2 separate regions of the Homo sapiens genome follow, and region 2 is linked to region 1. The links are chromatin contacts, found by Hi-C or POLR2A ChIA-PET in ENCODE. All regions are on one chromosome and are shown on one strand. Each heading gives the region's core, a stretch centred on a gene start or an enhancer-like site at or near the end of the contact. The rest is flanking DNA. Distances are from core to core; before and after follow the strand shown.

The links. A loop is a pair of places that touch in the nucleus more often than their neighbours do. ChIA-PET counts read pairs that join two places held with the same protein, here RNA polymerase II (POLR2A). Pooled maps may share reads with other maps.
Region 2: a loop to region 1 is called in a pooled map, with 9 times the contacts of the local background. The contact joins the promoter of DCAF1 here to the promoter of EXOSC7 in region 1. A Hi-C loop is called at or near these places in 2 of 50 pooled maps. POLR2A ChIA-PET finds 5 or more read pairs at or near these places in 2 of 52 experiments (B cell and naive thymus-derived CD8-positive, alpha-beta T cell).

What each region holds. Positions count from the first base shown.
Region 1 is chr3:44,974,522-44,977,539 of GRCh38, forward strand. It overlaps EXOSC7 (exosome component 7), which reads left to right and starts at 1,723. Exons shown (of 8, transcript NM_015004.4): 1 at 1,723-1,813. The coding sequence starts at 1,757. It overlaps ZDHHC3 (zDHHC palmitoyltransferase 3), which reads right to left and starts at 1,653. Exons shown (of 7, transcript NM_001135179.2): 1 at 1,412-1,653. RefSeq lists an enhancer at 633-1,177 and silencers at 1,400-1,499, 1,620-1,689.
Region 2 is chr3:51,498,660-51,501,438 of GRCh38, forward strand. DCAF1 (DDB1 and CUL4 associated factor 1) reads right to left here and starts at 1,356. Exons shown (of 25, transcript NM_001387579.1): 1 at 1,214-1,356. RefSeq lists an enhancer at 806-905 and a silencer at 1,016-1,245.

The DNA of each region.
Region 1 (3,018 bases), core at 473-2,972:
CACAACAGAGCTCCTCACATAAAACCCAGCCGTCCAACCACACACAAACACATCTAAGTGCCACAACAGGTGGGGCACCTGTGCCTTCATTAGGGAGGAAATCCTTCCGGCTTCACCTCTTTCAGTTTCCCTGGAAGGCAAAGTCCAACCCTGCAAGCTGTCTTCCTTTTAGGTGCCCCTGTGGAGAATTACGTAGAGACATAAGAAACATCTAATGTCCAGTCTACGAAGAACTGATCATCAATTTTGGAGCTCAGCAGTTTAATGCTTAAGAATGTGAGCAAGCACTTCCTCTCTATAACCTTATCAGACGACCTCCCAATCCCACTGTGCCCACTGATGCGACCATCATAGCTCTAACCACCATGATCTGTGGTTATGTTGGCCCTGGAGCCTTCATCTGCCCAGGGAACTTCTCTGGGCATAGTATGTTTTACTTGTCTTGTGTTCTAAAGGTAGCACAAAGCCTATCTATAGTAGGCTCCCAATAGTTATCTGAAACTGTATTTGAACCCACTATCTGATAAATACCATTTTTTTTTTTTTTTGGCTGAGGGTCCTCAAAAATGGAACATCAGGAAAGTCATCAGAATTGCTTTAACCTGCCCTCCTTGCTTCAACTAATTTGGGTTAACTTTCTCCCATTTATCCACACGGCTCCTTTAAAACTTGCACCATACTTTGTCAGCCCCGCCTTAATGAGTTCCTTTGGTGACCCCAGCTTCACCTTGCAGATATCCTCTCCGGGTATCCAATGCCCATACTCCCACTCGGCCATCGCAAGGGGTTGGGGTTGGCTTTTTTTCGGGCAACTGCTCACAGCTCCCAGTAATCACTTCCATCAAGCCGGGGTTTCCAGTTCCCGCTAGGAAGCGTTGGGGACGTCCGGGCACTGCGCACCTCGCCAGTGCCGGTTACCAAGCGCCTCCTCCCCCGTCTGTGGGACAACGCTCTGGTAAGCACCCGAGGCAAGAGGTCCCAGCAAGGTAATGGGACAGCGTTCGGTCACAGAGAGTGAGCGAGCCAGCGAGAGATATTCCTGGGTGGAGGGGTGGGGACGCCTTAGGACTAGTGTCCCCCATTCCCGGACCCTTCCCACCAAGAACTACCTAGGGAGGGCTGCATCGCCTCTCCAGCCATCCTAGGGACTAGAGAAATGGAGGGGAGAAGAGCAGGGAAACAGCACCCCCGGGCCAATCACGACGTCCGCCCCTCCTTAGTCGGGGTCTCTCTCTCTCTCTCTCTCTCTCTCACACACACACACACACACACACACACACACACGCTCCTAAGTCAACTCCAGCTCTGAGCAACTACGCCGCACGCCTCTCCCACTGGGAGTCCCCCGGCCCGTGAGGCTCGCCTCACCCCAGCTTCTTCACCCCTACCCCAGTTTCCCTTCCCAACTGACCGTGAAGCCGGAGGCAGTTCCCCAGTCCCAGACCCCGGTGGGGCTCCCGCCGCCGCCGCCGCTGCCTTCCCCTGCAGTCCCCAACCCGGGACCCGGCCTCGGGCTTCGGCGATGGCTCCTCGGAACGAGGCGCCGCGGCTCTCTGGACTCGGCCAGACACCGGGCGGCGCGCAGGAGAAGCCCATCGAGCTCTCCCGGCAGTGGCGGCGGCCGCGGCTGCAGGAGCGGCCGCCGCGCAGGTTGATGACGCGCTGACGCGGGGCGGGGGGGGGTGGGACGTGGGGGCGCGGTCCAGAGGAGGGGACGCGCGCAGATGACGTGCGGCTCGTGGGGCAGCTCGGCAGCATGGCGTCCGTGACGCTGAGCGAGGCGGAGAAGGTGTACATCGTGCATGGCGTCCAGGTAGCTACAGCAGCGGCGTTGGGTCGGCCGCCGGGTTCAGCCTGGCCCTGCGGGTCGCGGCCTGCCCTGGGTTTGCCAGTGAGGAGGCAGCCGAGCTGCGGCGACTCTCCGTTTACCTTGTGATTAAACGGTTCTGCTGCCGGCGTTTGCAATTCAGAGCTGGCAACGTGGACGTTTTTAGGACTGTTAGCGCATTTGCAGTTTTGCGGGTCTATAAGATTCCGAACCCGGGCAGGAAGCTTGGGCAGTCTCGGAGGCCTTTTCTTAGTGAGAGAGCATCGGCCCCAGGGCCATCCATTCGGCGTTCGCGCACAGATCTTGTCCGAGCCTCAGTTTTCTCTTCGAGGAAATGGGAGTTTGGAGGTGGGCTTCTGGCCTGCTTTTCCTCACCTCGTGGTTAGGAGGGCGCATGCGAGGTGAACGCACTTTGAAAATACAAATTGCCGTACAAATAAAGGGGGAAGGGTTTTTAAAAAGCGGCTAGGACGCCTGTAATCCCAGCACTTTGGGAGGCCGAGGCGGGCGGATCACGAGGTCAAGAGACCGTCCTGACCAACATGGTGAAACCCCGTCTCTGCTAAAAATACAAAAAAATTTAGCTGGGCGTGGTGGCGCACGCCTGTAGTCCCAGCTACTCGGGAGACTGAGGCAGGAGAATCGCTTGAACCCGGGAGGCGGAGGTTGCAGTGAGCCGAGTCTCAAAAAAAAAGCGGCTAGGCAGCCGATAGCCTAAGTGCTGTTTCCATTTTGCCAATGAAGAACTAAGATCCCTAGGCAGCTATAACCTAATGTCCTCTGTGTTCTATATTAAATCCCTGGTTATGACCACTCCAGAACGAGGGTTGAAAAATGTTGGACCTGGTAACGAGCTACCCTGTATCCTCCTCCGGCTGTGTCTCCACTTGTTAACCTACGGTGTGGTCCTCCTATCAGAGTTCTTCATCCCATCCTTGGCAGAGTTCTGGCGACAGCTCCTACCTCTTTTCCTCATGCCTTTCCTCTGTCAGTACCAACTGCAAAGTCAGTGGTCCCGTGATGTAGCCATCGGATTGAAGCGGCCAGCTATCATTGAAGTCCCACAACGTGAGTTAAGGACATGTCCATTTAAAAATCGTGACCTGCCGTTATCTTCTGGGCCCTTTATATATGAAGAAATGCCAATATTTAGCATATTATGCCTGGATAATAAAGTCAGAACTCACAGT
Region 2 (2,779 bases), core at 106-2,605, 6.5 Mb after region 1:
AGTACAAAATGATTTCCCTACATTCCCCAAATTCTCTATTATCTCTTTAACATCCAAAAATATATACCCACTCAAAAATGGGTAATGAATAAATGTTATATAGAAAACCCAAATGGTCACATCATTAAGAAAAATACTAAATAGATCCTAAAATCTAAATATACACATTTACATAAACATTAAAGGTAAACTCCAGTAAGCTGGAAAAAGAAAATGCAGGATGATATTACCAATTAACCTCTCATTCTGTACATTAACGATGCATTTTGAACAGGAAGATGCTACTAATATAAAAAATTAAGACATGTAAACTAATTAAAAGGCTTCATCAAAAAAACAGGGTAAGGAAAAACCAAGACCAACATGACATGGCCAAGGACGAGTCATTTGTGACTCAAAAATAGCTAAATACAAACACTCCAAAACTATTTCCTCAACAAATGGAAAACCAGAGCGCTGCCACCGCAGTAAGAGGAAACCAGACAGAAAACCGTCTAAGAAGTGAAGTTGTTAAGCAAACGCTTCTGACACCCCAGTTGAAAACTACTATAACCCCCGGAAATAGACTCCAGGGAAGCTTCGCGGGCACTCTGAGGTTTGACTCCAGGCTGCGGGACCCGCACACCTCTCTTTCCAACCCTTCCCTCTTTCATGGGGATGGGAGGAGCGCCCGGAAAGCTCCGCCCCCGTCGCACGGTCCAAGAGGCAGGCGGGTGCAGGGAGAGGTGGCACGAGGCCGAGAGACGGGAGAGCCCGCCCAGGTGACTGGAGCTGGAGGCGGAGACACAGTCCGGGAAGGGGCCCGCCGTATAGTACGGAAGATGGAGCCCCGCAAGCCCGTACGGAACAGAGACTAGGAGGATTGGAAGGAAAAAGAAAACAAGGGAAATGAAATGCGCCCCTCCTCCAGGTAGGGGCGGACACACCCCGCCCCCCCACTCCGGGCGGAAGAGTTACTCTCGGGAAGCTTCTCGTGGGGAGTGGAGGAAGAACGTGGAGGCCCCGCCCCCAGGACAAGAATCAGGAGGAGGAAAAGTCCTGTCAGGCCCCGGGCCCAGCCTCCCGGCAGACCGGCCCGCCCCCTCCTCGCCGGCGGCCCAAGCAGGTGCCGCCCCTCCCCCAAGCCCGGCGCCCACTCTGCCGCCCGGCCAGCCGCGCGACCTGCTTCCTCGCGCCCCTCCCGTAGAGTCGCCTCCCTCCATTTCCCACTCACCGTCCGAGGCGGCTCCGCCGCTGCCCCCCCCCGACCCCGCCAGTGGCCACAGTTCACACACACACAGCCTCAGGTCCCGCACTCACTCTCCACTCACACACACACACAGCGCGACCACGGCTCCACAGCGGCCCACATATTATGCGTCACTCGCGCGCTACGTGCACCGCGCGCGCGCGCTCGCGCCTACTTGGCGCGAGGACCGCGAGCAAGGGGCGGGAAGAGAACGCCTGCACGATCGGGGAAAAAAAAAAAAAAAAAAAAAAAAAAAAAAAAAAAATCGAAGAGCCCCGGGGACGCCTGGGAAATGAAGTTCCGCGTCTAGGGGCGGGCCCACCAGTCCCAATTGACGCATGAGCTCTTCGCCTGGCGCATTGACTTCTGGATTTGTAGTTTTTTTGGATAAATGCGAACTGCTGAGTACTCATTGGCTGCTTCGGAAGGCGGAAGTGAAAAGTGAGGGAGCCAATCCTTCTAAGACAGTACTGTAATCGCCTGATACTTTTTCAGTGTCTTGTTCTGACCTGTGTGCGCAAAGAGCCTCTGTTTTATTTGGCCATTTGCCTTATCTTACCTAGAACATACCGTGATCTAAGAAAATATTTCTCATAAACATATCAGAAATCACAGCACTCATTAAATCAGAAGGCACTGGTTGTTTTTTGTTTGTTTTGTTTTGTTTTTTTGAGACAGAGTCTCGCTCTGTTGCCCAGGCTGGAGTGCAGTGACGATCTCAGCTCACTATGACCTCCGCCTCCCGGGCTCAAACAGTCCTCCCACCTCAGCCTCCAGCTGAGACTACAGGCGCATGCCACCACACCCAGCCAATTTTTGTTTCTGTTTTGTATGTGCGTGTTTGGTAGAGACATGGTTTTGCCGTGTTGGCCAGGCTGTTCTCGAACTCCTGGGCTGAGTTCTCCCAGCCTCTTTTTTCTCTGTCTTTTTTTTTTTTTTTTTTTGACAGGGTCTCGCTCTGTCATCCACGCTGGAGTGCAGTGGCGCGATCACAGCTCACTACAGCCTCAATCAACCTCCTGGGCTCAAGCTATCTTCTCACCTCAGCCTCCCAAGTAGCCGGGGCTACAGGTGTGCACCACCACACCCGGCTAATTTTTAAAAATTTTTGTAGAGACGAAGTCCCACTGTGTTGTCCAGGTTGGTCTTGAATTTCTAGGCTCAAACGATTCTCCTGCCTCGGCCCCCCGAAGTGTTGGGATTACAGGCATGAGCCACTGCACCCAGCCTCTGTCTTTTTGTTCAAGACCTAGCCTGTAAGAATCAATAGATACTTATTGCCAGGTTATTATACGTGAGGCAGAGAAGTGAAAAATCAAAAGCTCATAGATTAAGGCAGGACTGACCTCACAGGTCACTTAATTCAATTTCTTCATGTTGTTGGGAAAAATGAGGCCCAGAGGGAGTGAGCGACTTGCCCAGCATCACACAACCAATTAACAGCAGAACCAGAGGACTCCTTACTCTGACCAGCAGTCCCTCTTGTGGGGCATAGAAGATAAACATGACCCACAGTTGAGCAGAATCTCGACCTGACAAGATCCTACCCAG